Regions from separate parts of the Homo sapiens genome. Here all the other regions are linked to region 7. Evidence: chromatin loops called from intact Hi-C (ENCODE). Cell type or tissue: IMR-90. All regions are shown on one strand.

Evidence for each region. A loop is a pair of places that touch in the nucleus more often than their neighbours do. Peaks named below come from ENCODE experiments on the same cell type or tissue, not always from the same donor. Only the 100,000 strongest peaks of a DNase experiment are listed, where the experiment ranks them.
Region 1: a loop joins it to region 7, with 5 times the contacts of the local background. A loop is called at or near these places in 13 of 110 quality-filtered maps.
Region 2: a loop joins it to region 7, with 6 times the contacts of the local background. A loop is called at or near these places in 9 of 110 quality-filtered maps.
Region 3: a loop joins it to region 7, with 7 times the contacts of the local background. A loop is called at or near these places in 2 of 110 quality-filtered maps.
Region 4: it touches region 7 in a loop (5-fold over the local background); 5 of 110 quality-filtered maps call a loop at or near these places.
Region 5: a loop joins it to region 7, with 8 times the contacts of the local background. A loop is called at or near these places in 12 of 110 quality-filtered maps.
Region 6: a loop joins it to region 7, with 17 times the contacts of the local background. A loop is called at or near these places in 74 of 110 quality-filtered maps.

What each region holds. Positions count from the first base shown.
Region 1 is chr15:38,993,999-38,997,998 of GRCh38, forward strand. All of the region lies in intron 2 of LOC105370777 (a long non-coding RNA gene), which reads right to left. Among named protein-coding and RNA genes, the nearest start is that of LINC02915, 250 kb to the right of the region's middle. In IMR-90, no CTCF peak of the experiment used is centred here; a DNase peak (open chromatin) is centred at 2,263; H3K27ac peaks cover 2,379 bases.
Region 2 is chr15:39,169,795-39,173,794 of GRCh38, forward strand. All of the region lies in intron 1 of LOC105370777 (a long non-coding RNA gene), which reads right to left. LOC124900600 (a long non-coding RNA gene) reads left to right here. Exons shown (of 3, transcript XR_932142.3): 3 at 1-371. LOC105370780 (a long non-coding RNA gene) reads left to right here and starts at 3,801. Exons shown (of 3, transcript XR_007064591.1): 1 at 3,801-3,885. RefSeq lists enhancers at 1,570-2,525, 2,526-3,481 and a silencer at 2,254-2,548. In IMR-90, a CTCF peak has its summit at 2,457 (motif pointing right); DNase peaks (open chromatin) are centred at 2,437 and 3,107; H3K27ac peaks cover 1,953 bases.
Region 3 is chr15:39,470,847-39,474,846 of GRCh38, forward strand. LOC105370783 (a long non-coding RNA gene) reads left to right here and starts at 2,373. Exons shown (of 5, transcript NR_188226.1): 1 at 2,373-2,842. In IMR-90, no CTCF peak of the experiment used is centred here; a DNase peak (open chromatin) is centred at 2,185; H3K27ac peaks cover 3,725 bases.
Region 4 is chr15:39,124,324-39,128,323 of GRCh38, forward strand. All of the region lies in intron 1 of LOC105370777 (a long non-coding RNA gene), which reads right to left. Among named protein-coding and RNA genes, the nearest start is that of LINC02915, 120 kb to the right of the region's middle. In IMR-90, a CTCF peak has its summit at 1,780 (motif pointing right); DNase peaks (open chromatin) are centred at 1,108, 1,798 and 3,778; H3K27ac peaks cover 2,737 bases.
Region 5 is chr15:38,862,069-38,866,068 of GRCh38, forward strand. It overlaps a transcript of LOC105370777 not described here. Among named protein-coding and RNA genes, the nearest start is that of LINC02694, 170 kb to the left of the region's middle. In IMR-90, a CTCF peak has its summit at 2,259 (motif pointing left); a DNase peak (open chromatin) is centred at 3,053; H3K27ac peaks cover 1,802 bases.
Region 6 is chr15:39,755,341-39,759,340 of GRCh38, forward strand. The region is part of intron 5 of FSIP1 (fibrous sheath interacting protein 1); the gene reads right to left. Among named protein-coding and RNA genes, the nearest start is that of FSIP1, 26 kb to the right of the region's middle. In IMR-90, a CTCF peak has its summit at 1,738 (motif pointing left); a DNase peak (open chromatin) is centred at 1,721.
Region 7 is chr15:38,705,770-38,709,769 of GRCh38, forward strand. No RefSeq gene overlaps it. Among named protein-coding and RNA genes, the nearest start is that of LINC02694, 11 kb to the left of the region's middle. In IMR-90, a CTCF peak has its summit at 2,251 (motif pointing right); DNase peaks (open chromatin) are centred at 2,272 and 3,242; H3K27ac peaks cover 1,226 bases.

The DNA of each region.
Region 1 (4,000 bases), 290 kb after region 7:
ACCAAGCATGAAATCGACACTTTCTAGCTGCGTGGGAAAATTCCCCAGCTTCTCTGTGCCTCAGTTTCCTCTTGCATAAAACAATACCCCTCTCACAGGGCTGTTGTGTGGATTAACAGTGTTAAAGCATGCACAAGGATTACAACAGTGTCCAGAACACTGTAAGAGCCCTGTCAATGTTACTGCCTCTTGCTGTCTGAGCATCTTTAGTTGTGCTCTGAAAACTGCTCCTCCTGGTGATGCCCTCCGGGCTTCCATGTGCCATTCCTTTGGAACCCCTGTCACCCCTCAAAGCATTTCATATGTACACCATAGGAATAGGAAGAAGGTACCAATCCTGTCACGCTATAGCTGATGGCCCCCTTCCTATCCACTCCCCTAAACCCCTAAAGTACACAGCTCTCCCAGATCAAACACACACACCAGCACTTTTTCCTCTGGGAAGGCCAGTACTCCCTCTCTACTCTCAGTAGCAGCCTCTGTCATTTGTCCTTTACTTGCCAAACAAAAGCCTATTCATTTATTTGTTGGAGGTGGGGGATCGGCTTCAGGAAAGCTTGCATCACTGTATTTATTAAAGATTGCACAGCCCAAATGCAGATAAAGCTTCTCAGAGTAGGAGAAGAAAAAACACTACTCTTCCTTCTGAGTCTTCTATGGTAGTGAAGGAAATGACAGACTAAGATGAGAATATTTTGCTCCACTATGTTTGTGTGTATCATCTGGCTCTCCTACTAGATTGTAAGCTCCATATAGTCAGTGAATTTAGCTGCAGAACTTCTTCTGTATTTCACATTTATTAAATAAATTTAAATGAATGAATAAATAAATCTGAATAGGGATTTTATTTATTAGGTGTGAAAGTTTATTCTTTTTACTTTCTCACTCTTTCCTTTCAACAGCAAAGGTATGCTGTTCAATGTTTAATAACCAGCTCTTCATGGAGACGGGGAAGTCCTGATCTGCAGAACTTGCCAATTTCTTTGGTGTGAATATTCCTGTTATAGGTGATTGCAAGTGAGTAGCTCACAAAATTCCTGGAGATTTAATAATTGGCTCTAACATGCAGTTACAGAATAGCTCCAGCATACCACTAAAAATAGGTATTAAATTTGTTTTATATATTATAGGGAAGATCCAGTATTCTTTAACATAAATTGAAACTATAATACAAATTCAATGGCTATTCTTCTAATTATATGACTACATGTATACACAAATAAATGAACAGGTGTGCAGAAAGAAGTTAATGTAGCAGGCCTGAGACTGATATCCAGAAAAAAAAAAAAAAAAGGCTTACAAGGTTGGCCCGTGACTGGCTTTGGGGAACTTACATTCTAGAAGGTTTCCCACTATTCCCAAAACTCCACGTGGAATCTCTTCTCCTCTGTATTATCACAGTATATTGATATACTTTCATTATGGAACTTAATACATTGCCGTATTTCCAGGTCCCCTTAGCAATCCCCATTTTCACCCCCAGTTCCAAGACAACGAGCTTCCCAAGGGCAAAAGCCACTGCTGTTCTTTTTGTGATTGTAGTGGGAAATAGAAGGCCCAGCACCTACTAGGGCATTGGGTTCTCTAAATAGATTGTATTGCATGGGGCAGGGACATTTTAGGTCATGAGAGAGGTTGACTATGGTGTGAAAAATGAAAGACTATTTAGATGGAGGGCCAATTCTGAAGCTTTGTTGACAGTGAAGACAGAAACAGATATCCCTGTCCCTTCTCCTGTCTCTTATCCATACTGTGTTCTGGTGAATGGGTTATGGGACATCTATGTGCCCTTTCCTCATTGTGTTTCCAATGTCTACTGTGCTATGGATATCTGAAGGGCCTCCAATGTGCTTGATCTTTCATAGCACCCCAGGTGGCTGCTCAACTTTCCCAATTCCCATCATATGGAAGGCAGCAGAGCAGAAAGGTTGGGACAGAAACAATACTAATTAAAGGTCATTGGAGAAAGGGTTCCTTCATTAGGAGATGACTTCAAGGAATCAACAGGGAAGACATGAAGTCTCTAATTCTATGAAATTCAAGTCTCTAATTCTATGAAATTCCAGACTTCCCCTTGTTGGCTATTGTTTTCCCATGTTTCATTAAAACTGGTTTCAACACTTCAGTAACATGGAATTTGAAGGCTTGTCTTCCATTTTCACTCAGTCAGGCATGCCTAGCATTTTACTGGTAGACTGAAGGAATGCAGGTCACCCAAACAGGACAGATGACTGGAATAATTTGAAATCATGCCTAGTCTTTTTTTTTTCTTCTCTCTTAGCTCATGTACAGAAATGTTGGAAGCTTATTAACTTCTGGTAAGAATAGTTAACAGCAAGGATGAGAGAAATGAAGCATTCAGATGATTAATATAAAATGGTATCAAAACAATGGGTTACTCATTGCATTTTTTCATTTCCCAATGATGAAAAGCCACTTCCGTTCCTCCAGCTTTGGAGCGAACATAATATAAGCACAAATGAATTGAGTGGGAGAAAGTTTTATGACCTTTATTATTTGGCCCAAGTTCACAGCAATGTCTGAAGAGAATGCCAGGAAATCTCTGTTTAGACTAATTTGCAGAAGAAACTACTGTTAGGGAATGATAGCTGTGTATTTATTTATTGAATTCGTCTCTTGGACATAAACATACTGTCTACTAACCTATTTACATGTTTAATTAAACACATTTTCCATCAGATTAAAATGAGAACAGGAAACTACCTCTCAATGGGTTTATGTGGAGTGTCAGCCACATGCCAGACCCTGCACTAGAAACCCTGGTTGCACAGTGGTTAACAGAACAGACTTGGTCCTTGCCCTTGTGAAGCTTATAGTTTTGTGGGAGAGAGAAATTAAACAAGAAAACAATTAAATGAATAATCACAGATTATGATGTACAATAAAGGCAGTGGGTGCCAGGAAGAAGAACTTATATTTGGTGATGAGAGACCACCTCTCTGAAGAAGGTACATTTAATCTGAGGCCTTAAGGATAAGGAAGAGTCAGCTGGGAATAACAAATGTCTATTTGTGGGAATAAACAAGGAGGGGACGTGCACACAGGCAGAGTGAACAGCGTGTATGTGGATTTGAGGCAAGAAATACCTTGCAGAGATATGGAACTGAAAGACTGTAAATATGGTTGGAGCATACTGAAGAAGGGGAGAATGGTATATGACATCCTCTACAGTAGCTAGCCCAGTCCCCTCAGCACGCTAGGGTTCAATACATCTAGGGTTCAATACATTTTTGTTGATAATGAATAAAGTTCCTAAAAAAATTTTAAGGTTAACTTGTGCCCCAAGTTATGATCTCATCCCCAGTCATTCTAACATCTCTTCCAAGAATAGAAACTATTGGGGAGAGGGCACACAGCCTCCTGGGATAGACATACACTAATGTGGACGCTGAATTTTATGCAACAGAAATAAAATACTGCCAGTGAGTTGTGAATTTGCCTATTGGATTAAGAAGCTTAATTCAATGGAGTTTAATTGGGACAGATTGGTTGGTGATAGTTGGTAGCAGGGAGCTGGAGTGTTTAGCCAAGAACTACAAAAATCTTAACACTCTTTTTGCTATGGCCTCATCAATAACTGTGTCCCTCAGCTTAAATCCAAAGCAAATGGAGTTGATGGGGTGGAAAAAAATTATTTTGTACTCTATCAGTGTGGACCTAAATCACTGACATTTTCCAGTCATGTAAACTTTAAACCAGGAAAAATGAATCCAACTCATGAGGGCATCCAGATTGTATTTCAGCTACGCACAAAATGAAGAATGGGTAGACTACCAAGGAAACAAGTAGCATAGGGTATAGTGCCATGATTCAGTTTCAAATGAAATTCATATTGAGATAAAGACAAATAATTGAGCCAAGTTCTGAACTTATTTCCAACTCTCCCAGACTGGAAGTGCTCAAGAATATACGACCAGCAAAAAAATTCATTAACAGATTCTTTACCTTCTTGAGCACTCTTTTATCATCCTGGAGATTT
Region 2 (4,000 bases), 460 kb after region 7:
CTTATTTTCCAAAACTTAGAAACCATGCCCAATGGAATATTGGCTGTGAAATGAATGAATGTGTGTCTCTGTTAGATCAGCCAGGCTGTTTCTCTTAACACATTCCCCCGACATGATTCTGAGATACATTAACATCACAATGCTTTCTTGACCATCGAGTCACACAGAAATGAAACCAGTCTGAAAAGATTTACTTTCCACAAGGCTATTTAAGTTACGACTACAATTTTTCTAGAGTCTCTTCTAGTTCCAAAGTACACATATATGAGTTATCTTTTTCTTTTCAAGACGAATTTTCTGGTTATGCTCCATTGTAAATCCCCTTTCGAAGTAGAAAGGACTTGTAAATAAATAATATGAGAAATTATTGTTACTTTTATCTAGGTTGAGGGGTTTATATAAATTCTGAGAATAATGAAGGATTCTATACTATGTAATCTATGAATCCCATTTTTTGCCGAAGATGTGACATGCCATGAGACTTTGCTGATGTGAATGGATACTATACATCTTATGTTCTTTTTCAATCACTTATTCTCCTACCTTATGATGCCTGTTTTATTTTCTTGCCCCAAGTAATGTTCTCTCTCAGTCTCTGAGGACTTAATAGCTCCATAAAGGCAAGGATCTTTAATTTTTTTTCGGTTTTATTCACTGCTTTATATCTAGAGCCTAAAACGATGTCTGGCATACAATAAACACTCAATATTTATTGACTGTTGAATGAGTTTTGGTTTTTAAATTTAGATGATGAAAGCAAATATATATCTAGCCACTAGTATGTGCCAAATACTCTTTTAAGCACTTTACACCTATTAACTTATTTAATCCTTAAAATAACCCACACAGGCACAGAGAGAATATAAATTTGTCCAAGTTTATTGGCAGAGGCAGGATTTGAACTCAAGCAGTCTGCCTCTGAGTCATTAACCACTGCACTACTACCGACTCTCTAGATAGCATACTTGGTAGAGAAAAAACATGTATGTTTTCCTTGCTTTTTAATATTAATTTTTAATTTTATATTTCTAAGTTATTTTATTAATTTAAATATATATTCATGTATGCACTGACTATATATTACAAATTTGTGGTTCAAAATTCAAAAGGTACAAAGAGATATAAAAGGAAAAGTCTCTCTCCTCACTCCTGTTCTTGAGCCAACCAGTTCTCCTTCCTAGAGGCAGCCAACAGCTTGTTCAAGTCTAATTCTGGCTCTGCGCTCCCCAGACATGTAACTTCAGGCAGAATACCTAATTTTTCTGTGCCTTGGTTCTCCGGCCTGAAAAATGGGGATAATAAAATACCTCCCACATGGAGTTTTTATGAGAATTAAGTGAATTAATATTTGTAAAATGCTTAGAATGGTACCTGTCACAAAATAAGTGCCAATAAATATTAGCCATTATTAATTTTGTGAGTCCTTCCAGATAGTTTACTCATATGTAAGATATATACATATATACACACACACACCTACACATACTCCTTTACCTCTCCCCCAGCCATTTTTTTTACAAATACAATTATGCACCTTGCTTTTCTCACATTTTAATTAAAAAATAAGTCCGCAAATATATTTTCTTCTGATAACCCACTATCAGCATTTCTGATGTGTGTCTTCTTGGCTTGAAGAAGGATAACTATGGTTTCCTGCTACTTTTTTTATTATTTCTTATTATTGTGATGGACATTGACGGAGAATAGCCATTCTGAGGGCAACCTGCGATAGGTAGGAATTAACAAAATCAGTCATGAAAAATGAGTGATGGTATAGATTGTGACCTTTTGAAGCTGGTTTTGGTCTCTGATCCATGTGGCTGTGGCAGCACCAAGAATTTCTGTATCAGGAAGTTGGGTACTAGCAATGATCTGACAAGAAAGTGGGGCCGGGGGATCTGTCTTAGAGTTGCATTTTCATAGAAAACATACTGTTTTCACCTGGCTTTAACACATATATGAAGTGGGGGTGTTTGCTGATGCAAGCTGTGAAGGAGAGGCATTATACCTGCCCCCCTCCCCTTTCCATCAAAGCATTCCTTGACCCTACCCCTGCCTCATGGCACTGTTGCCCTTGGCTCTACCATTTGGAGAAACAAAACAAAATGAAAACAAAACAAAAGAGAGAAACATAAGACCCATTTTCCTGATAGGCGCCCTGCCCGTAGAAGAAGAGCTGCAGCTTTGGCCCAGTCGGGAGGGTATGACAACCCCAAGTAGAGAGCTACTGAGAGAGGGAAGAGGAGAAGTAGGGGTTTTAATTGCAATTGCATTTTGATAGGAAGGGTAGTTGATCATACAACAGGTGAAGGAGGTCTTCTAGGGAGTGGGAGGGCCCAGACACTGGCTGTTAGCCAAATCCTCTCTCAGCTGCTCCCTGTGGTTTGGTGACTCAGGATTACAGAGGCATCCTGTTTCAGGGAACAAAAAGATTTTAGCTGCCAGCAGAGAGCACCACATACATTAGAATGGTAAGGACTGCCACCTCCTTCAAGAACAGGAGTGAGGGTGGTGGTGAATGGGAATGGAAGCCTGCATTCCCTGATGCATTTGTGCTCTCTCAAATCCTGTCTTAGTCTTAGGAAAGGAAGTAAAGTTTCAAGGACGGTTCCGAACTGCTTTTTGTCTCTGGGCTCAAGTTAGAGAACCTTGCAATCCTCAAAGATGTTAGGGCAGGAACAATCTGTCTTTCCAACCCCGTTTGAATGGCTTTTAGGTCACAAGTTATCCAAGAATGTCAGGGAAACTTTGCAGTTACACACCGACTCTCTGGTAAGGAAGCTCCAGAGAGACTGTGCCATGTGATGTCCCACATCAGTAGCCTGGAAGCCACAGAGTAACCCCAGACCCCTGACTCCCGGTCCCTTTGTCCTCTGAGGAGCTTCTCGGTCAGGGCCCTCATCCCAAATTCAGCCTTGTTGACCTTTTTCAAACTCAGCACTGAAAGGCTTCAAGGGCAACAGGAAGTCCCCAGGGAAGGGCAGCATCACCTTTAGGGGCTGCTGCTTTACTGGCTCTGTGCACAGAGAGTTCTGCACATGGAATGTGGACACTACATGTTTCTGAGCTGCTGCAGCTGCTCTGAACAAACGGACTCCCCCACTCCCGGGGAATCGAAACTACACAGTTTCACTCTGTCTTGTTGTGTTGTCAGCTGGCTTTCAGCATTCCCTTGTCCCCACAGAAACCTCTACATGGATCCCTTGCATGGGTGTTGTACAATGGGAGCTTTCATTCCTGCTTTGGCACCTGCAACCCTGGGTTAACAGTACCATGGAGCGGAGAAAGCGTTTACCAGAGTGCGGTGCCGCGATCCCACCCCGTGCAGCAGTTGAGCAGAGGCAAGTAGCAGGGCTATGTGTGCCTGCAGGGAAGGAGGGGAGATGAATCATGGGAGAACCATTCCCGCTGCTACCCTGAGTACTCGGAATGTCAACTACAAGTGTATTGTGTGAGGCAAAATGATACCCAATATTTACCCCTAACATATTCTGGGCTCCCAGGGGAAAACAGACCACAGAACCAAATGTACCAGCCAGGGTTCTTGGTTACAAGCCACAGAATCCATTCTTAATCAGAAGGCTGGTTCTGGAGCCAGGCTTTGAGGTCTCCATTCTGTCTTTATCTGTTACTCGCTGTAGGACCTATAAACCAATTATTCAACCACTCTGGGCTTCAGATTTTCATTCGTCAGATGAGGGCAGAAGGATTAATGCATTGAATATATGTGAACTAACTGGAGCAGGGCCTGACTCATATGAAGCATTCTGTTAACCATCATCACCATCACCACTACCACCACCACCACCATCATCATCATCATGATCATCATCATCATCAATTTATCCTCAATCAGAAGGTCATGGAAGCAGATTCAGAAAATGGGTAGGCATTAAGGGAGGATAAGCAGCAGGATTAATAGCAAAGTTTACGCTGCAGAAACAGCCTGATTAGAATGCTGTCCCTGGCACCACTGCCACGGCCTATGGTAGACACCACT
Region 3 (4,000 bases), 770 kb after region 7:
TAAATGGCACCACCATATAACTGGTTGCTCAAATTAGAAAAATTGACGCCATCCATGTCTTCTTTCTGTTCTTCAGTCTATCTAGCCAATAAATTACCAGGTCCTACTGATTCTATCTGCTAAATAATATTTTTGATCCATCACTTCTTTCTATTCGCCTTGCAAAGTGAGACCACCATCATCTCCACTGATTTATGGCAATGAACTCCAAATCTCTTCCCAGTGTCCAGACTTAAGGCCCTCCAACCGTTCTCTACATTGCCACCAGATTAATCTTTCAGAAATGAAGTGCTGACCTTCCCCTAAATAAACACATTCTAAACCCTTCATATATAGCCAAGGACAATGGCTCAAAACTGTAACCCCAGCACTTCGAGAGGCTGAGATAGAATGATTGCTTGAGGCCAGGAGTGCAAGACAAGCCTAGGCAACATAGCAAGACCCCATCTTGACCAGAAAAAAAATTAATTAGGCAGGCATGGCAGTGCACACCTATAGTCTTAGCTTTGAGAGGCCAAGACAGGAGGACCCCTTGAATCCAGGAGGTTGAGGCTTCAGTAAGCTATGATCATGACACTGCCTTCCAGCCTGAGTGGCAGAGCAAGATCCTGTCTTAAAAAAAAAGAATCTTTCATATCTTCCCCAGTGCTAGAAGCTCAACACATCAATAGCTAAAAGAAGTTACAAGGCAAATTTACAAAGTTTCTGCCAGGTGGGATTTGTTTTTGTTTTCAATATATTGCTTGGGTTCCGTTTTATGATTATCAGACATCAAGCCTTTTACTACTAAAAAGCTGATGACCAATATTTTGTCATAGATCTTTTTAAGGAAAACAACAACATATTTTCTCACTATACCAAAGAAGGTCTGTCATAAACTCTATTCAGAAACAACATGAATACTATAGTAATAGGGAAATATTCCAAGAGTTGGAGAAAAAGTATTTCTCTCCCAGACCTCTAAAACTAAGATTCAGAATTATTTCTGTCTTCAGATCTTAGACATTAGTGAGAACAAGAAGCAATGTCTCTTAACTGTGCATGCTGCCAGCTGATGGCTGAAAAGGAAAAGATTTAGGCCTGTCCCTATGGATATCATCAGAGAATCCAGTTCAGACATTCCCAGGCAGCGTGCAAGCATGGAGGTTTGAGGACTAGCTTACAGGCATGTGGTCTTGGACCAACCTCAGAAGCAAATTATTTATCAAAGTAAAGCACATTAGGATGACCATAGTTAACAATAATTTACTGTGTATTTCAAAATAACTGAAAGAATTAGAATGTTTCCAACACAAAGGAATGATAAATGTTTGATGTGAGAGATATCCCAATTACCTTGATTTGATCATTACATGTTGTATGCTTATATCAAAATATCACATGTACCCCATAAATATGTACAACAATTATGTATCCATGACTACAAATAAAAAAAAATCTAAAGAAAGGAATCTTTAGCTATCTCAACATCAAAAAGAAAAAAGCTGAGGTTTTCAAGAATGTGTGCACACGTGCAGTGTGTATGTGCATGTTTGTGATTTATTGAGGGCTAAAAAGAGAGCTGATATTCCCTCTATATACACTAAACTTATAACCACTCTCACCTCTAACCTAGGACCAACACTACACAACACACACACATCCCACTCATATATTCATACAAAGTGTACTGAGTCCATCTGATGAACTAATCTAATGATAGATTTGATATCTAATCCTCACAACTACATTGCAAGGTATATACTATTTTCTCTACTTTATAGAAGATGAAACTGAGCCCCTGAAGGCCTAAGGTCCGGCAACATGTAATAAAAGGAAGCTAGAATTGGAACCCTGGTGTGTTCAATTCCGAAACCAGCCCTTCTTCCACTACTCCTTCCTCAAAAGGCCTTCTAAGTCGTCACTCTCCTAGCACTGGTTACAAGAAATGTCGGTGGGAGTGGTTGTTTTACGATAAACCACTCTGATAAAAAAAATGCTCCAATGATTATTTTTGAGATGTCAGAGCTGAAAATGTACAGATTTCACTGGACGAAGAACCTGCCAAGTGGTGATTGCACAACCAAAGCACTGCAAGGAACCAAGGAGGCCAAATGTGTGTTGGAAAAATCACAGATGTCATCTGGGAATGCTCAGAGCCTTGGGCTTTCACGCTGAGACAGACTCGCTTCCACCGGAACCTCAGCCTTTTAAGGCTAAATCAAGGCCGTGACTTCCTCAGCTGAATCAACCTGACACTGTTCCCTGAGCTCACTGGGATCCTATTGGCAGAGCGTCAGCCCCGTCATGGAAAGAATGCCTCCACCAGGGAGGACTGGGTTAGTCCCCATCCTGAACTGGATCATAAACACCCACCTTGTCATAAAGCTGCTGTGAGTCTTACAATGGGAAGATGGGGGAGGCAGCACACTGGGGTCAGGAGTGGAGATACTTAGGCTCCCCAGAGAAATTAGTCACAAGTCTTATCCCTTCATCTCCATTTACAGCCATTTATTTGGGAGCAACATACTTTAAATGAGTGATAAACAAAATGTCTCCCCACAGCCCCCACCCCAGCATGTGTTCTGAAGTTCACAGGAAGGCTTCTCCTCATTTGCTTTGGGGCCCGCAGGCTGCCTGCTAACAGCTGGGTCTTCCCATGAACAAATTAGACAGTTAATGTTCCAGGATGAAGAGGGCTTCGGGGAACAGAATCTGCCGTTTATTTGACTTGCTTCATTAGACACAGTGCCATCATACCAAAATTAGAAAAAAGAAGGAACTCAGCGGAAATCAGCTACACAAGAAGAACCTCTCAGTTCTGAGAATTCACATTAACCAGTGATTAAGAAATATTAAAAAGGTATGAGCCTGTGAAGTTGAACATACAAGAATGCTTTAGAAAATGGAATGTTCACACTGTTGCCAAGTGACGTTCCTTCTAAGTATTGATTACTCTCTACAGATTATGGAAAATATTTGTCTGAGCTCTTATTTCAACTGCTCCATTCTCAGCTAGTGAGGAGAGTAAGATGTAGTGAGGCATGTGTTCAGAACTTTCTCCCAGAGGTAAATTACTGATGCATGACTTTTAAGGTGCTAGGAGAGGTAAGGAAACTTTTATAAAGGTCCCAGTGGCCTTCTAAGAGGAAAGGGACGGCAAGTGTTTAATGGAAAGTCATCAGGGTAGATTTAGGTGACCCCAGTCAAGGCCCAAGAAGGAACTACTGGCTTCTTTAAAAACAACAACAATAACAACCATAATATCATAGGTAGAAAGAGATTGGACTAGAGGGCAGGCCTGTACACCAAGACGGACCTCTGAGAATGAGTAGTAAGTGGTTCTGATTCTCTGAGGCCAAAACTGTCAGGACTGGTACTGACCCAGCCCTACTGGACACAAGTTTGCTCCCTAGAGAAGGGAGATATAGGGGAACCAAATGCAACACAGGCCAACTTTTGAAAGCTGCATTCTTGGGTCAGGAAATAGGGAAGAACTACTGTGGCTAGGGGGCTGCTGAGAAAAGGTGCTCTGCTACCCCTCCCTCCATTGCCATGAAGGGTTAACCCATTTAATTTGCATTTTCCTGAGTAAGAGGCTTGACACCAGCTCTCCCACTTGGCAGCCTGGTATTGCATTGTAAAGCAACCAGCTTCAGGGATGTTTATGGCATCTTCTAGCTTCATGGAGTGTGGTAGCCATGAAAATAAGCCACATAGACTTCCTCCTATAGAAGGTAGAATTAATCCAGGGTCCCAACTGCTGTATTTTAAGTCTGTTGCTGTGTTTGTACCTTGACCTCACTTTCCAAGGCTGCTGCTGGCCAATGATGTGGTATTGTGAGGGGACCCCCTCCTCTGAGAAGCTGGGCTCCTTCTTTAGCTGACTCTGGCACACGGACTCCCCAGTGGCTTTGCTGGAGCTTCCTTCCACTGAGCGGCAGTCTAGCATTCTAAGTTTCCACCCAGTCTTCTCTCAGTCTCCCCTTCACTCAGGGTCAGGCTAACACTGTGATCTGAC
Region 4 (4,000 bases), 420 kb after region 7:
GCAGTTCAAATGGCTAAGTAATGTGGCCTCAGGTTTTTCCCAGGAACTCTTGCCATGTTTAAACAAACCCCAAGAATGACTGGGTAACACCCTGAGAATTGGCACTCGGTGGTACGCCAACAGCTTGGCTATCCGGAACGCTTCTGTCTGACTGCTTTTCCAAATTCAGTGTCTCCCAATCCAACCACGAAATGGCTGAGAAAAATGCCTCCATCCATCTTTTCCAGGGCATTCACCTCTTCCACTTCCTCACATGACCCTTTCCTACTTCAGCTGCTTTAGTTGGACTGTTTTTCCTTCCTCACCCTCCCACTCACTTCACAGAGCCGGTTTTAGTTTCTATCTAGTGAACACCGCAGTGAAGGAAAGCCAACATTTTTTTCAATCAGGAGAGTGAAGAGTGGAACTAGCCATCAGGACAAACTTACTTCATCTAGCAAATGTTCATCTGCTATTTTAACATCTTAGTTAGATCATATGGCCGCGGCAGCCAAAGTCCACAGGGCAACAGGCTGTACTGATACAATTAGCCTATGTACCTTCCCATTCCTGGAAGTGCTTTTCCTTGATTATCCTTGAATATCAACAGTTCTTAATTTCCAAAGACAGGACATATAACCTAACTCCCAAATCCCACAAAGAGAAGAAAAACCTGGCTCCCATCCACTCCTATGTTCCCAGCAACAGTCCCATAGACTCTACTTCTTCACAGTTTCGCTGAACAGTTACACTGAACTTTTCCACCACTTATACACTTGGTTGGAGCCAACATGTGTTCCTCCCGTATCATGTTTTTAGTAATTAGAAAGTAATTCTCTGAAGCAGAGAATGCTCTGGTTTGCCAAGAACAAGCTCTGTTGATGACTTCTGAGTGCTGCAAAGGGTTTTGCTGTGGGCTCCATTACAAAAATAATCACTTCGCTGACTACAGAGTCAATTTACTCCCTCAACGTGGGCCACCATTTGCCTAGCATTCTCCTAAAAGAATTTCCCTTTGAAAACTGGAATTTTGTAAACAGTTCATAGTCAGATCCAAGTTAGCTAGAGGTAATGAAGGTCTTTATTACCACTTTTAAATATCAAATGTTGGAATCAATGAAGTAGAATGAGCTCATTATTACTCACCAGATGGTATGAGGAGTCATGAAAGATAATCAAACATTCTTTAGTTTGACAAACAGTGGGTTTCCCAGCCCCCTAAATAGTCTTTTCTCCATTCTAGATATTAGGGTAAGCATATGATTATTGTCAATGTATACAGGTAACCAGTGCTGGATTCACACAGAACTATGAAATCAGCAAAGCTGACCTTCACTGTGTCTCCCATCCTGAATGTATTTTCCAGCTTTATAGTTTCCCTTCAACTTTCATTTTGAGATGCCTTTATTCTAAGGCTTCTCTATAAAATATAGGAGAGTGTTAATGGCTGAAACATTATTTTTTTTTCAAATCTATTTTTATGGTATTCTTTTTTTAAATTTTATTATTATTATACTTTAAGTTTTAGGGTGCATGTGCACAATGTGCAAGTTTGTTACATATGTATACATGTGCCATGTTGGTGTGCTGCACCCATTAACGCGTCATTTAGCATTAGGTATATCTCCTGATGCTATCCCTCCCCTCTCCCCCTACCCCACAACAGTCCCCGGTGTGTGATGTTCCCCTTCCTGTGTCCATGGACTGACACATTATTGATGTTCATAGGAAAGTTGTTTTAGCCTGATGGGATTTTCTAAGATGCATGCGTGAAATTCTAGGCACCAGCCATCAGGGGGAGCAGTTGTGGTTTTGTGTGGTGGGTCTTCCTGGTCTTTGCGGAATCAGAATTTAGTCTTACAGTTTCCTGCAGGTGAATAACCTACTTTACCAAAATGTGGAGATGGCTCATTCATTACCTGAAGAAGAACAAGGATGCAACTACTGTTCTTTAATGCTAATATGGAGCATCACATTGTCATTTGTAGTTAGGAATGACTTTCCCTGATAATAATGTCTGTTAGGTTCTGGCAACATTCTTTCAGACCTGTAAGTCTTGGGTAATAGTCACTGGATAATATTCGTAGTTCTCTCCCGCAGTGAATAAGTGGTGAAGGTTAAATTATTCCAAAAATGGATGTGGGCAATATTTAAGAAATTCTGATTTTATGACTTATGTTGCCTTGAAATATAATATTTTAATCATATATTTATATAATTTTTACTTAAAAGGAACTCAAAATACATTGCAGATGTTATTAAGGTGAGGAGTATAGCACCATAGTAGCTAGGATTTATTGAGTGTTTCCTACGTGCCAGGAGCTTCAAACAATTCTACATCCACATGGCAATCCTAATAAATAGATATTATTTTTATTTATTTATTTATTTATTTATTTATTTATTTATTTCGACGGAGTTTCACTCTTGTTTCCCAGGCTAGAGTGCAATGGTGCAATCTCGGCTCACTGCAACCTCCACCTCCCGGTTCAAGTGATTCTCCTGCCTCAGCCTCCCATGTAGCTGGGATTACAGGCGCCTGCCACCACGCCTAGCTAATTTTTGTATTTTTAGTAGAGACGCGGTTTCGCCATGTTGGCCAGGCTAGTCTCGAACTCCTGACCTCAGGTGATCCGCCCGCCTCGACCTCCCAAAGTGCTGGGATTACAGGCATGAGCCACCACGCCTGGCCCTATTATTTTTTCTAATTAACAGATGAAGGAACATATTAAGCAATTTGCCCAAAATCACAGGCAAGAATTTGAACCCTATTAGTCTGACTCCAGAGCTTGGGTCTTAGCAGCACCAAAGGTAACAGTACCTATGTTTAAAAGGATAAAATTAGGAATTTATTGAAAAATATAAGTGGTCAAGCTGGGATGGAAAACTAGTTTTGTTGTTGGTCTTTTTTCATTCCCAAGCAAGAACATGTTTTACTGCCTATCCCACTGAATTCTAGCCAAAGATTTCTCTGTAATAGAACAATAGAATAACTTTCCAAAATATGGTAAGAATGCAGATAGACTAGCAGTGGAGTAAATTCCCTTTCTCAAAGCAGGCAAGGAGGGTGCAGAGGGGTTAATCCTGATGACCCTTGTCAAGGGAGGACACTCCCAGATATAGCCTAGGCCATAAGGCCCAAGTCTCTTCTCTTTCTGAAATTCTGCTCTATCCCCTTTTAGCTTGTGAACCCAAAACTGGAAAGCTGCTTGGCTCTGTTTCCTCAGTTTTTGTTCTTGACATAGCAATCCAACGTTACTTACTCTTCATTTACTCTACACCTACCCCATCCGTCCTCAACAGACCATGATATCAGACCTTGGTTTTTAATTCCCCTCCCTTTCACTTAGTGCTTTAGGAAAGACATTGTTGACATTGGACCAAACCTCACTATTATTAACTCAGACCTGAGATACTTCTTCTGGTATATAACATTGTTTAACAGATTTCAAATACTCCAAACTGGATTTTCTTAAACCTCTAATGCAGCAGAATCATAGAGATCTTTAAAAATATGGATTCTAAAGAAAACATGACCTTGAAATAGACATATAGTTACAAAATAGGAAACAAAAAGCGTTAAATGAGAATGCACATTTCATGACAATTACTCGAACTTACACATGTAATTCTGTGAACTTTTCTGTGTGTTATACTTTAAAAAAACAAGTTTACCTTCAAAAGTATATGTTTCTGGGGTTTTTCTCCAGGCCTCATGAGTCAGCAATTCCTGCATTAGAGTCCAGGAAATTTTATTGTTAAATTGTCCTTAGTCATTGAGATAAGCAATTAGTTTGGCGAAGTACCAAAACTCCTAGGAGAGCAAATAGTATGTTAAGAATTCTAAGGCCAGGAGGATGAGGTTTATTTCCCACACAGAGAATGATTCTGGAAAACAATTAGATTGGGAAAATGTGCATTTCACTCCTACAAAGTCATGTGCCACTGCCTGGATGAACAGAGTATATATGTGATGCAGCCCCCTATTTTAGTCCACTAAGAGCCACCTTTCTTCTTTCAA
Region 5 (4,000 bases), 160 kb after region 7:
TTGAAACTTTTCTCAACTTTCTCTTAATTCTGTAGAGAAATATCTGGTACATCAAAATTTCTATTTAAATGTCTTCAAAGTAACCAAATTGATATATCAGTGAACAAGCACTCTTCCATTGCAAGGCTCCAGCTAAGATCTCATTGTCAAAGAACTTCAGACAGTTGGTAGGGAGAGATGAGATGGGGAGGAATGCTCTGTTATGTGAAATATTTCAGAACTGGAGTTTCTGGGCAAAGGAAATAACTGTCATTTTGGTACACGTTGGCATTGAGAAAATGCATAGAAGAGTAATTATCTGCTTGAAACACTCCACATGACTATGTACACCCTTCCTTTTTCTGATTAACTAGACTGGAAAACATATTTCCAGGGCTGTTTTGGCTTTGAGTAAGATGGTACAGTATTCATCCTTGTAGTTTATTTGGAATAGGAAGAACATCTAGCTTGTGGGGGTACATAAGGTGGTGTCTCCCAAGAGTCTCTTAAATAAAAAGAGGCACTCCAAGTCTGTAGTTCCTGGTTCTAGTTTAGCATTTTTGCTGAACAGCAAAGGATTACATTCCCACATCTTCTTGAAATAAAGGCTAGAATGAATCTTCAGTGATTCATTCACTCAAAAGCCATTCTTTTTCATTGGCTACTATGGGCTAACCATAGATCTCATGATAGGGCCACATCTGAACAACTAAGGCAAGTTCCTGTCTTTGTGGTTACTTTGCTAGTGGGAAGTTTAGATGGAATAAATAACATTTATAGAACACTTTCTATGTGCAAGCTCTCTGTCTAGGTAATTAAATGTGGAGCAGTCCAGCAATGGGTAACCTGTGTCCCTGCACATGGGAGGAAGCTTGGAATGGGGACCACGGGCACACAGGAAAATACTGGACACTGTAGTGCAGCTGGTGATGGTGGTAGAGGGCTGAAAGATGCAACTTGAGTCCCAGCCAGGGACTGTGGTTCATCATGAAAAGGGAAGATTGAGAAGTCTTGAAGGAGCTGGAGTTTGGCTAGAATATTAAGGCAGAATTCAGTCTTGGTGAAATAAGTCCCAGATACTTGGATCAGGTAACTAGAACTATGGTAAAAAATCCAGTGCTAAGAACATCACCTGGTGCATAGCAAGAGTGCTATCAATATTTGCCTAGTGAATAGAAAGAATAAAATTGACAGTAAATGTGATTTGATATTCACATCAGAACCTCTGAACCAGAGCTCTGAAGTTTTCTCATTAGGGTCAAGATTTCATCCAGGCATTTGGGGAGACCTGCACTCTGAAGTAGAAGTTAAGTAGCCCCATTCTGGAGATAGGTGAAATTTGGAAGAAGGCTGGTCTGGACTAGTGTGAAGTGTGGCCCACCCTTTGGTTCACAGGCATCATTGCTACCTTCGTATCCAGACACACTTCAGTACCACGACCAGTGGGTGGGACAATTTGAAGTAGATCAGGAAATGTAGTAGCTGTTTTCAAAACCATCAGCTATTCTTGTTTCCACAGTATAATACAACCCCAGTTGAACTGGAAACTATTTGGGAAAGATTTCCTGGGCAGAGCCAAAGTCTGCTAAAGCCTTTGTATTAATATAGCTATGTCAAAGCTATCACTTTCTGCTGGGATTACAGGCATGTGCCACCACGCCCAGCCAAAATGATTACGATTAATTCATTATCAGTCAATATTAAAATGATGTATGGTTAATGCTTTTTATAGGCTTATTTTTAACTTTGTTTTGTGACATATTTTTACATTTTTGTGTTTGAAAATGCATTATTCAGTTTCATTTTTTAAATTTTTGTACATGTTTTGCTCTCTTAAAAAATAATGTATCAGTTTTTATATCACAAAAAAAGCTGTCACTTTCTTCTTCCCATCCCTGAGAAATCTATTCAGCTTTGGGTCAGGAAAGAATATAAATAGATTTTATGTCTATGTTTACATATATAGTGCATGGCATATATTTTATACTGTATGATCTGATATATATATACAATTTATAATTATACATAAATATGTAAGATTCACCAGACTATAATATCAGATTATATATTTTAGTTTCATTTATTAGATACATAGTAATATATATAGTTTTGCATATATACTGTTTATAGTGTCTCGTGTGTGTGTGTGTGTGTGTGTGTGTGTGTATGTATATCAGATTAAGACATGGTGTTGGTGCTGGTCCTACAGAGAGTCAGTAGGAAGAGCATGGTGAACAGCTGATACCAAGAGGAGGTGTGAAGCCAGGGCAGAGACTGTGACTTCTGCCATTATTTATGCTGCCCCCTGGTGTGGGTAGCTCCAGGTCAATGAATATCAAAGCCAAGAGGAATAAAAAGTTAAAGGTGTACGCTGCCCCAGATGAGGGCTCGGCAAGAGGTGCTGGCATCATCAGGAGCTCCTGATGGGGTGGCAAGGATGGCATAGGCTGGGGTAAAGGGAATAATACCTGCCACAGCCAACACTAACTGCAAATCCTCTCTATGAGCCCTGTGCTATGAGCTTTATACACACTATCTCACTTTTTCCTCAGATGGCCCTAGGAGGTACATACTGTTATCCTCACTGTTTAGATGAAGATACTGGAGGCTTAGCAAGATGAGCTAACATCTGAGAAGCATGCCTGCCATGTAGTATGTATCCTACAGGTATTTCTTAAGTGAATAAAGCCACCCAGGTGGTAACTGGAGATGCAAGATTGTGCTCAGGCTGACTCCAAAGACAGACTTCTTATCACAATTTTTCTTCAAGGATTTTATTCTTGCAGAGAGCATGGAGGCTACCGGAGTCACGTTTAGCAGTTTTGTTTTTGAGCAGGGAATGTCTGTGCTCTCCCTTAAGTAAGCCCGGCTGCCAGAATACACTGGTGGAGTTATGTTACGAACCAGGAGTAGCCTGCTGCCTACTGGTTATCTACATGAAGGAATGCTGTTTTGCTATTTCCCTCCCACTGATGCTGAAATTGAAATGGGGAAGGACTCCAAGTACAACATGTCATGCAAGGGGTTGAGGGTATCCTCATGGGATCACACTGAGGACCTGCTGAGAACACGCTGAAATCATTATTCTGACAGATCAGGAATACTTTCTCATCCACAGCCAGCAGCCACGTATGCTGTGCACACACTGTGGTCTGTCTGAGTTGGCTTCTTCCAGAAAGTAGGCTCACAGTGGGCGTCTGAGGGCTACTCCTGCCGGGAAAGCAGTCTCATTTGTTCATATAACATAAACTTAAAAAAAAAAATCAGGAAACAAGGACTCCCAGCTGGAGATGTGCCTTTGAAGACATTCTTCCAAGAGGTCTTTACCACAAGATGAGCACTGTGACTCCAGGAACAGACAGTGCATATCACACCCTCACCACTGGGACCACAGCATGCTCAGAGCCTTGGTCAAGATTTCTCCTGCATGTTGGTTGACCAGGCTTTGAGGTTAACATTCAGTCTTTTAGGGAAATCACGTTCTGCAGTCAGGGCAGGGTGTCAAAATGAAGAAGTCAGCCTTCTTTTGGTTCCTCCCATTTCCACCAGAAAGTCCATTCTGTGAAAAGAGGTATTGCTTTTTCTGGTTTTAATATAATGTAGTCCTGGTTTAGAAAATCAGAGGATTGGAGACTGATGAGCCGTTTCTCTGGATTCAGGTTCATACGGTCCTGCCTGAAAAGGAATCAATTCTCTTACATAGGGGATTTGGAAGACAGAGAAGGTAGAGGCTTCTGGAGCCATGAGATGCCTGCCACAGCAAATGGCCAGAAGAGAGAAGTCACATGGCAAAGGGAATCTGGCCCAGAGGCATTCCTGCAACAGCAAGGGGGCTAAGTGAACGACACTATTGTTTCAAAAATGTACCTGATGATCTAATTTTGGGTATATGTGATTTCAAGATGCATACTGACCATTGACCTGTTCCTTATGCTCAGAGCCAGAAAGACAGAATCCAAAAACTCAGTGTAGAATTCTTTGTTTAACCCCTTGGCCATTTTGTCTAAACTGTCTCTGAGAC
Region 6 (4,000 bases), 1.0 Mb after region 7:
AATGAACACAGTCAGGATGAAGCTTAGAAACAGAAGAAATGAATGTAAAAGGAATTCCTACCCTGTAGATTCATTTTCTCTGGAAAGGAAGACCAACCAAGACAGTGAAGGTCTTGCAGAAGATGGGAGATGAAGCACATAGTAATAGTTTGGAATCACCATTTTGGAGAATGCAAGAGATTGCTAAACAATGCTGAGACTCCAACAGAAATTAAAAACCAAAATCCTTGCCTGTGTCAGTCAGCACAGTTATGTGATTTCCTCCCTCTACCCTCTGCATATCAGAGTAGAAAGAGACTACCAGATTTTCTTTGAGTATTTAACCCAAGCATCCAAGAGCAGAAGTATCATATATCTGAGTCTCACAGAAAAGGCACCTAGAAAAAAGTATTCTCAAATTTGAAAAAGCCTAATTGGTTATGATGTTGATGTTTTGTGTTTATATGCATTTCTATATTTGGAGCTAGAAACACAAGAGAGAAACGTGACAAAGACAAAAAGAATAACCTCTATCAAAAAGCAACCCTGTCACTAGATGTATTTGTCTCAAAGAATATTGAATTCTACCTGTATTCATTAGATAAATGATAGAAACTAAGGGAAAACTCCTGGCGATGTAAAAGAGTTTTGATTTTTGCAACATGCCTCTAAAAAAACCCAAAAGTGACCCCTCAGTAATGGGATGGGACAGACTTTTAAAATACTTCAGAGATCTCTAGCAAGTACAATATTGTTTACTTCAAAATCCCAGTAAACTTGAGGTTAATATGTCTGGATTATAAGGTTCAAATGTGATATAAATCAATTTAATGTTGTTTTCAACTTTCTCTTGGAGTCAAGGCATCTTTTGTGTTTAGCACCTATAAATAAAAGTAAATGCACTATCCAACCACAGTTATTTTCTTCATTTATTTGCTGTTGCTTATTTGTGATGTTATAAGCCAACTGGGATGGGTTCTGTGTTTTGGAAGCTGAAAACAGGTTGGAAATTGCCATTCAGCCATCAGCCCAAAGTCCTTAAGGTTAATTTTTTGTTTGTTTGTTTGTGTTTTGGAGATAGGGTTTCACACAGTCACAAATGCTGCAGAGCAATGGCATGACTGCAGTCTCAAACTCGTGGACTCAAGCAATCCTCCCACCTCAGCCTCCTGATGCTTGGCTAATTTTTAAATATTTTGTATAGACAAGGTCTTGCTAAGTAGCCCAGGTTGGTCTCGAACTCCTGGCTTCAGGCAATCCTCCTGACTCCACTTCCCAAAGCGCTGGGATTACATGCATGAACCACCCACCCAACCTGAAGCTAACTCTTAAATAAGAGGATAAGAAAAACTGACTAGAAAAGAAAAATATCCATCCTAAGAATTTCTCCCTTTGTTTAAAGACAAAAAATGAAAAGAAAGAAAGTAGGTTTGGGTATATTGATAGGTATGCTGAAATAGGTCTGGCTTTAATAACGTGATCATGCTTAAAATGATTCTCTCTGAATATAGCTTTCAAGTCCCTTGCAGCTCCAGCTTTCACATCATTAAGTCCACTGAATTTCCATGTTAGAACATCAGGACTAATCTAACATTACAAGAAGTGTCTGCAGGGTGTAGAGCAGTCACATGACTCCAGAAATACAATGTGAACTCTATAGGTTTAAGCCAAAAATGTATGCCAGGAGCTTTAAAATTTTTTTAAATGCTTTAAGGCTTTTTAAAGTACTTATTGTAACTAGATGCTGCCACCTACTGGACAATTTACAAGTGCCTGAAACTGTGCTGGCAACAAAAAATTATACAGGAAAAAAAGGCAAAATTTTCCTGTTTTCCTAATAATACTTATAAAAATATCTTATTTAGAAATGTATGGCTATATATGATTGATTAAAATAATTTTTAAATTTTTATACATTTCTAATTAAAACAGTAGCTGAGATCTAATGAGTAATGGGAAATTCATTTCATTGTAGAACAGATGAAAGTAGCTTCGTACCACCTTATGATAGTGCTTATGTTGAAATACCAGGAATATGAGACTTTCAAAAAATCCGTGGCATGAGGTCAAACTGGACTGTTGTGTTTCTAATTATTTCTTTCATACTTGCAGTGAAAATATTCTGCTAATAATACCAAGTTTAAGCTGATTATTCCAAAAGTTTCCTCTTTTAGAATAAGGTAATAGTTATGTAGTCCAAAAAACAAATTAATATAATTAGGTTAATAATGCAGCCTAAAGTAAATGCTAACTACTTTTTTGTTTTTAAGAATTTAAAAAAAACAGATATGTGTGGCAATAAATGACTCCAAAACATATGTCTATGAAGTAAACAGCAAGCAGGAAATTTCATTAAGGAATTTGGCTTTTCTGTAAAAGAACAATCATCAAAAAAAGATTCTAATTAAATCTGAAGAAGCCAGTAATACAATAATGTTACCTCTTCATTTTGGTGAACTGGTCAAGTGTGAACTAATTAAGACAGTCAGTAGCAAGAGTGAAGTGCAACAGACATCTGGTTCACCTAACAGTATCTTGTATTCCCTTTTCCTTTTACGTTGACCCTACTTTTGCATCTTACCTGCTTTGCACACACTGCCAATACATAATAACTAAGAAGTCTGAATCTAAAAATTGAAGCTTTAATAATGTCATCATGTTTAAAACAATGATTCTCTCTTAACATAGCTTTCAAGCCCCTTGCAGCTCCAGCTTTCATATCATTAAGTCCACTTAATTTCCATGTTAGAACATCAGGACTAATCTAACATTATGGGAAGTGTCTACAGGGCCTACAGCAGTCACATAACTCCAGAAATACAATGTGAGCATAGATTTAAGTCAAATATACGGGCCAGGAGCTTTAAAAATTAAACATATTTGACAGTTTTGATTTGGTTTTGAAAAAAGGGCAACTGAAAACAAATGTCTTGCCTTCCAGGACCAAAAGTTCACTGGGTAGTGAACTCTGTGACCGAAAAGCTTAATGTTAAAAGGCCACCATAGATCCACTTACAGAGTGGCCTGTCTTACATTGCTTGCTCCAGAGTCAACCACAAGCAGGTTTGGTCTTTCAGAAAAGCCCTACCCACTAGAAAAATCAGTATTTGACTCCTGGTTTCCAAACTATAGACATTGAGATACTATAATATCCAGAATCTCATTCCTGACACTGTCCATGGATTTTTTTGAGGGGGGGGAATAAGGGGTATAGTCTCATTTCTATGAAGGTATAGAATTACTGATAAACATTGAATGAAATATATTAGTAAGTTGTACTTTTCCAAGCAGACTACGTTCATATACTGGTCTTTAGACATTTAAATAAATAAAAAAGCAGTTCATAAGCTATAGCTTTAGAGGTGCTTTTACAATCTCTTTTTTAAAAAATAATGTAGTCATTGCTAAACTCAGAAAAAAAATAGGTTTGAGAAAACCATGTTATTCCAAAATACTGCCCCAATAAAATATATTACAAAGACACAATAATCAAAATAGAGTGGTATTAACATCAGCACAGACAGAAATTTTAATGGAATAAAATAGAAAATCTGAAAATAAACCCAGTTCCTACACGATAAAGCTAGCATTTCAAATAAGTGGGGAAATGACAGATTATCCAATAAAGGGTCTTGGAATAGCTGGTTAGCAAATTGGGGGAAAAAAACAAAATCAACTCTCTAACTCATATCTAATACCAAAATAAATCTCAAGTGGGTTAATATTTAAATTTTTTCATTAAATTATAACTGATGAAAGGAAAATATATATTTTTTATACAATCTTGAGACATAAAAGGCCTTTTAAAGCAGAGTACCAATGAATGATAACATAAAAGAAATGACTAACTAGAGCAAGAAATGTCACAAAATTAAAAAAAAAGTTAGAAAAATGCTTATGGTGTTTGTGACAAATAATTAATATCCTTAATATTAAAAAAGTCTTTCAAATCAATAAAGAATACCTCACTTTATAAAAGAGACTAAGACATGAGTAGGTAACTCACAACTTAGCTAAACCA
Region 7 (4,000 bases):
ACCAAACAGGTCGGCAACTTCTTTCAAGAATTCAGCTAACGTTTATGAGCTTCCATTGTGGACAAAATCCAATTCTAGGTGTTTCAGGGCTTGGGAGGTTGAGGGTGCAGACTTGTTCCCCAGTGCATGGGGGGCACTGGGAGTTGGGATAGCATCAGTCAGCTTTAACATGTCATATGTGGACTCTGATGAGGGATGTGAGAGCGAGAAAAAGACAAAGGGTGGGGACAGACTAATTTCGACTAAGGGACTATACAGGGATCCTTTTCCTGGAAATGAGATTAATGAGTCACCCTGAAGAAAACATGCTTTCAAGTCCCGTCTTAGCTTTGGCATTATTAATTCACATCCAGATTTGCTGCAAATGCATCTAATTAAGCTTCCAGCCTCCAGTCTTTCTCCACTAGAAACTTGCTAGCCCACTGCCACAATTTACATTCCCAAGTCATCCAGAGAGTTCTTGAGCCTGCAAGGGGTTCCTCCTTTGTGTAACGGTATGCACCCCATTCCCCATTATCCAAGACAAATTTCTTCCTGGGTTCAGAGTTTAGTTAACATTAAAATGATCCTGACTTTCATAGTTCATATAGAAAGGTTTTGGAAAGAAAGCAATCATGGATTATACGGCAATCTTTGTATTCTAGAGGGTGGGTTTCAGCATACCGCCTGCCCCAAGGTTACAAAAATTTGAGGATGTACAAGTCCCTAATAGAAAATGACATATTTTCATCTAGCTACACAATCCTCCCATATATTTTAAATTATCTCTAGATTACTTATAATACCTAATACAATGTAAATACTATGTGAACAGTTAACACTATATTGATTTTTTAATTTTAATATTGTATTGTTGTTCCTAATCATTTTTTTTGGAATATTTTTGATCTGCTGTTGGCTGAATCCTCAGATGTGAAACCCATGGATATGGAGGACTGACTATGTAAATTGGGCTATTTCTTCATTTGGCAATGATGTACCCAAAAGAGAACATTTTAACTGTAAACAAACTTTTGTAGTAAAAAATGCTTACCTTTGATGACCTGGAACTGAAGCCACACCTCTTGTAAGCAGTGAGAGACTGGCAAGGATTTGATTGTTTTCCTCTTTCAATAAGGTACAGCTGTGATCTTCCAGTGGCTTCCAATTGAGCCCACAGACTGATTGCAATTAGAATCACCTGGGGGAGAATTCCGACCCTGAAGTTTTTTGGTTTCCAGCCGTAGAGATTCTGTGGCAGAACTAGAAGAGCCTGGAAATCTATTTTCAAAAAGCTCCCCAAGGGATTCTGCATGAACCAACTTTGGAAACAATTGTTGCAGGGACTATATGATTGACAGGTAAAGATCTCGTCATTAGTGATACTGGATTAAGCTCTTACATGACCTCAGTTTCAAGGCTGTGCTCACTCAAGTTACTCACTGCTCATGTAGGGAGAAAAAGGATAGCTTGATGGGCAGAACCGAGTAGTGATCCCAAAGTCGATTGGGAACACTTGGTTGGTTCTACATGGGAGAAAATTTTCTGTGCTTATGACACATTATTGTTAAGGTGAGATTTGGGGAATTGGCATAAATCCTTTTTGCATATCTAGTACAACTTCCTGCAAGCAACAACTTATTGATTGCCTAGCTGTCCCCATTTATTGTTACCCAAAATACGTAATATTAAGTGATATTAGAAAAAAACCTTCTTGGTTGCCATTTTTCTACCTCCCTCATTTCACTTTTCCACGTTCCCTTTTTGTTTTTTAAAATATTTTTTCAACTTTTTAGATACAGGAGTCACATGTGCAGATTTGTTGCATGAGTATATTGCACCCAGGTTGTGACTAGAGTCCCTAGTAGGTAGTTTTTCAGCCCACGTCTCTCCCTCCCTCTCTGGTAATCCACAGTCTTTATTGTTCTAATGTTTATGTCCATCTTTTTTTTATAGTCTATAACCATAATTTATACTTTTATTTTAGTATTCAAGAAGTATTTTTGCATTTTTACAAAGGATTTTTTCAATTTCCCTTTGAAATCTGCATGTTCTTGCTAGCTTTTAGTGTACCTGGGTTTACGCCGCACTGGTGGAATCTAATACTTGGTACAAATCAACATCCTGGGGGTTGCTAGGAAGGCCACATGCACACTTTTAGGTATAGTTGATTGACACCAGCGATGGCTTGGTGTACTTTAATGGCCTGAAAGTCACTCTCAGCAAGTGCTCAGCTTTTGACGCTCAGTGTAACACCCAAGAATGACCAGGAGATGGTGTTGTGGATCAACTTTTCTCCCACATTGAGCCGTGCAGGTGGTTTTCAGAGAACCCAAGATGATGAGATACAGGCTAATAAACTCACATTTGCAAACTAAGTAAAATATTTGAAATAAAAAATTTAACTTTAGGGATAAAGGTTGATGAACTGACTTTGCACATTGCTCTAAAGCCATCAGATCTGAACTTGACACAGAGCTTGACCTTGGAGGAGGTGTAGTTTGTTGAATATTTACTGGCAACTTTCTGCTCTTAGTAAAGAGGTCAGAGAAAGCCCTTGAGGAAGATTGGAGAGCAGTCTGAGGCTTCCTGCCACCCTAAGAGCAGCACAGAGAAGTGATTACAATATAAATGGAATTCTAAGAAATGCATATATTTTATACCGTCCTTGGCTTAATCATGAAAATGTTAGGCAAAAGTTGCTATCTACAAAATTAGCATAAGGAGAATATCTGATGCCGAGGGTCACAGGATTTTGCCCAAGTCTTTTGTGATGGCTAAGCAGTTGGCTCCCTTTCCTAGGCATTCGGAGATAATGCTAACAGACTGTTGGGTTTTCCTCTTGTGTATTTATAACCTCTTGTGTTTGTAGTTAGAATGTGGCCTGCTGGAATGGATTTTCTTTCCTATTTGCATGTAAATAACACCACCATGACCCTGTAAATTTCCCACAAGCAGTTTTAGAAATACAGTGGTGTTATCCCAGAGGTGGGGGCCCCTGCATCATTCCTAAGAGTGTCTAAGTCAATTAACCCAGTTGGTTTGATTATGGGCCTAAGACATCCAAGGTCACAGTAACCATCTGTGGCAAGATCAGTAAAGTTAGAAGAGAGAAAGCCTATGTACTCCAGGCACCAAGAGGAATGTGCCGTAACACAGGCAAAGTATGTTACTGGTAACATGGAAAGTTATTGGTAACGTGGAAAAATTGCGTGGCTCAGCAGTATCCCTCAGTGTTTAACAGAGAAGGCACTTAATGATGTCATCCTCAACGGCAGAGCCATTTATGTTTATAGAGACCTTCCTAAGAATAAAGTTGTGTGAACTCATGGTTCCTGGCTCAGTTTTATTTATGTGACTCTTTATGACTTGTGTCTTTTAAGATTTTTCTCTTTTGTTTTGCTTTTTTTTTTTCATGACAATTATGAAGAAATGGAAAGATACCTTTGTTTATTGACGTAATCAGGGAAAGGTGTAAAATTCAGTGGTGATTCTCCCACTGGGGAGCCTCTACCAGCTGCAAAATTTTAGGAACTGTGGAAAACAGGTTTTTCACCATCCATGCATGCTTTCTATTGGTATTCCCTGTTAGCCGCTGCAATCCAGATGTGTACTTGAGATTTATTGTTGTTTACTTGGGAAGCAAAATCTCCCATGAAACAGGAAAAGGATCTTTCATATAAAGAATAAATATTTGTGTTCTAGATGGAGAAGCAAATGCTTTTCTGAGCCCAGTTTCTGGGGCTGGCTGGCTGAATGTCTGGTACACAATAATAGTTCACATTCATTGACTAAGGGACAGGCTCTGTGCTAAGCATGGTGCAAGTATCACTTTTGATTTTCATGAAACCTTGTGAAATAGGTACTGTTATTATCTGCTTTGCTTTTTGTTGGGGTTTCTTTTCTTTTTTTTTTTTTGTTTTTTTCCGACAGTCTCATTCTGTCACACCCAGGCTAGAGTCCAGTGGCACAATCTCGGCTCACTGCAAACTGCACCTCCCGGGTTCAAGCAATTCTCCTG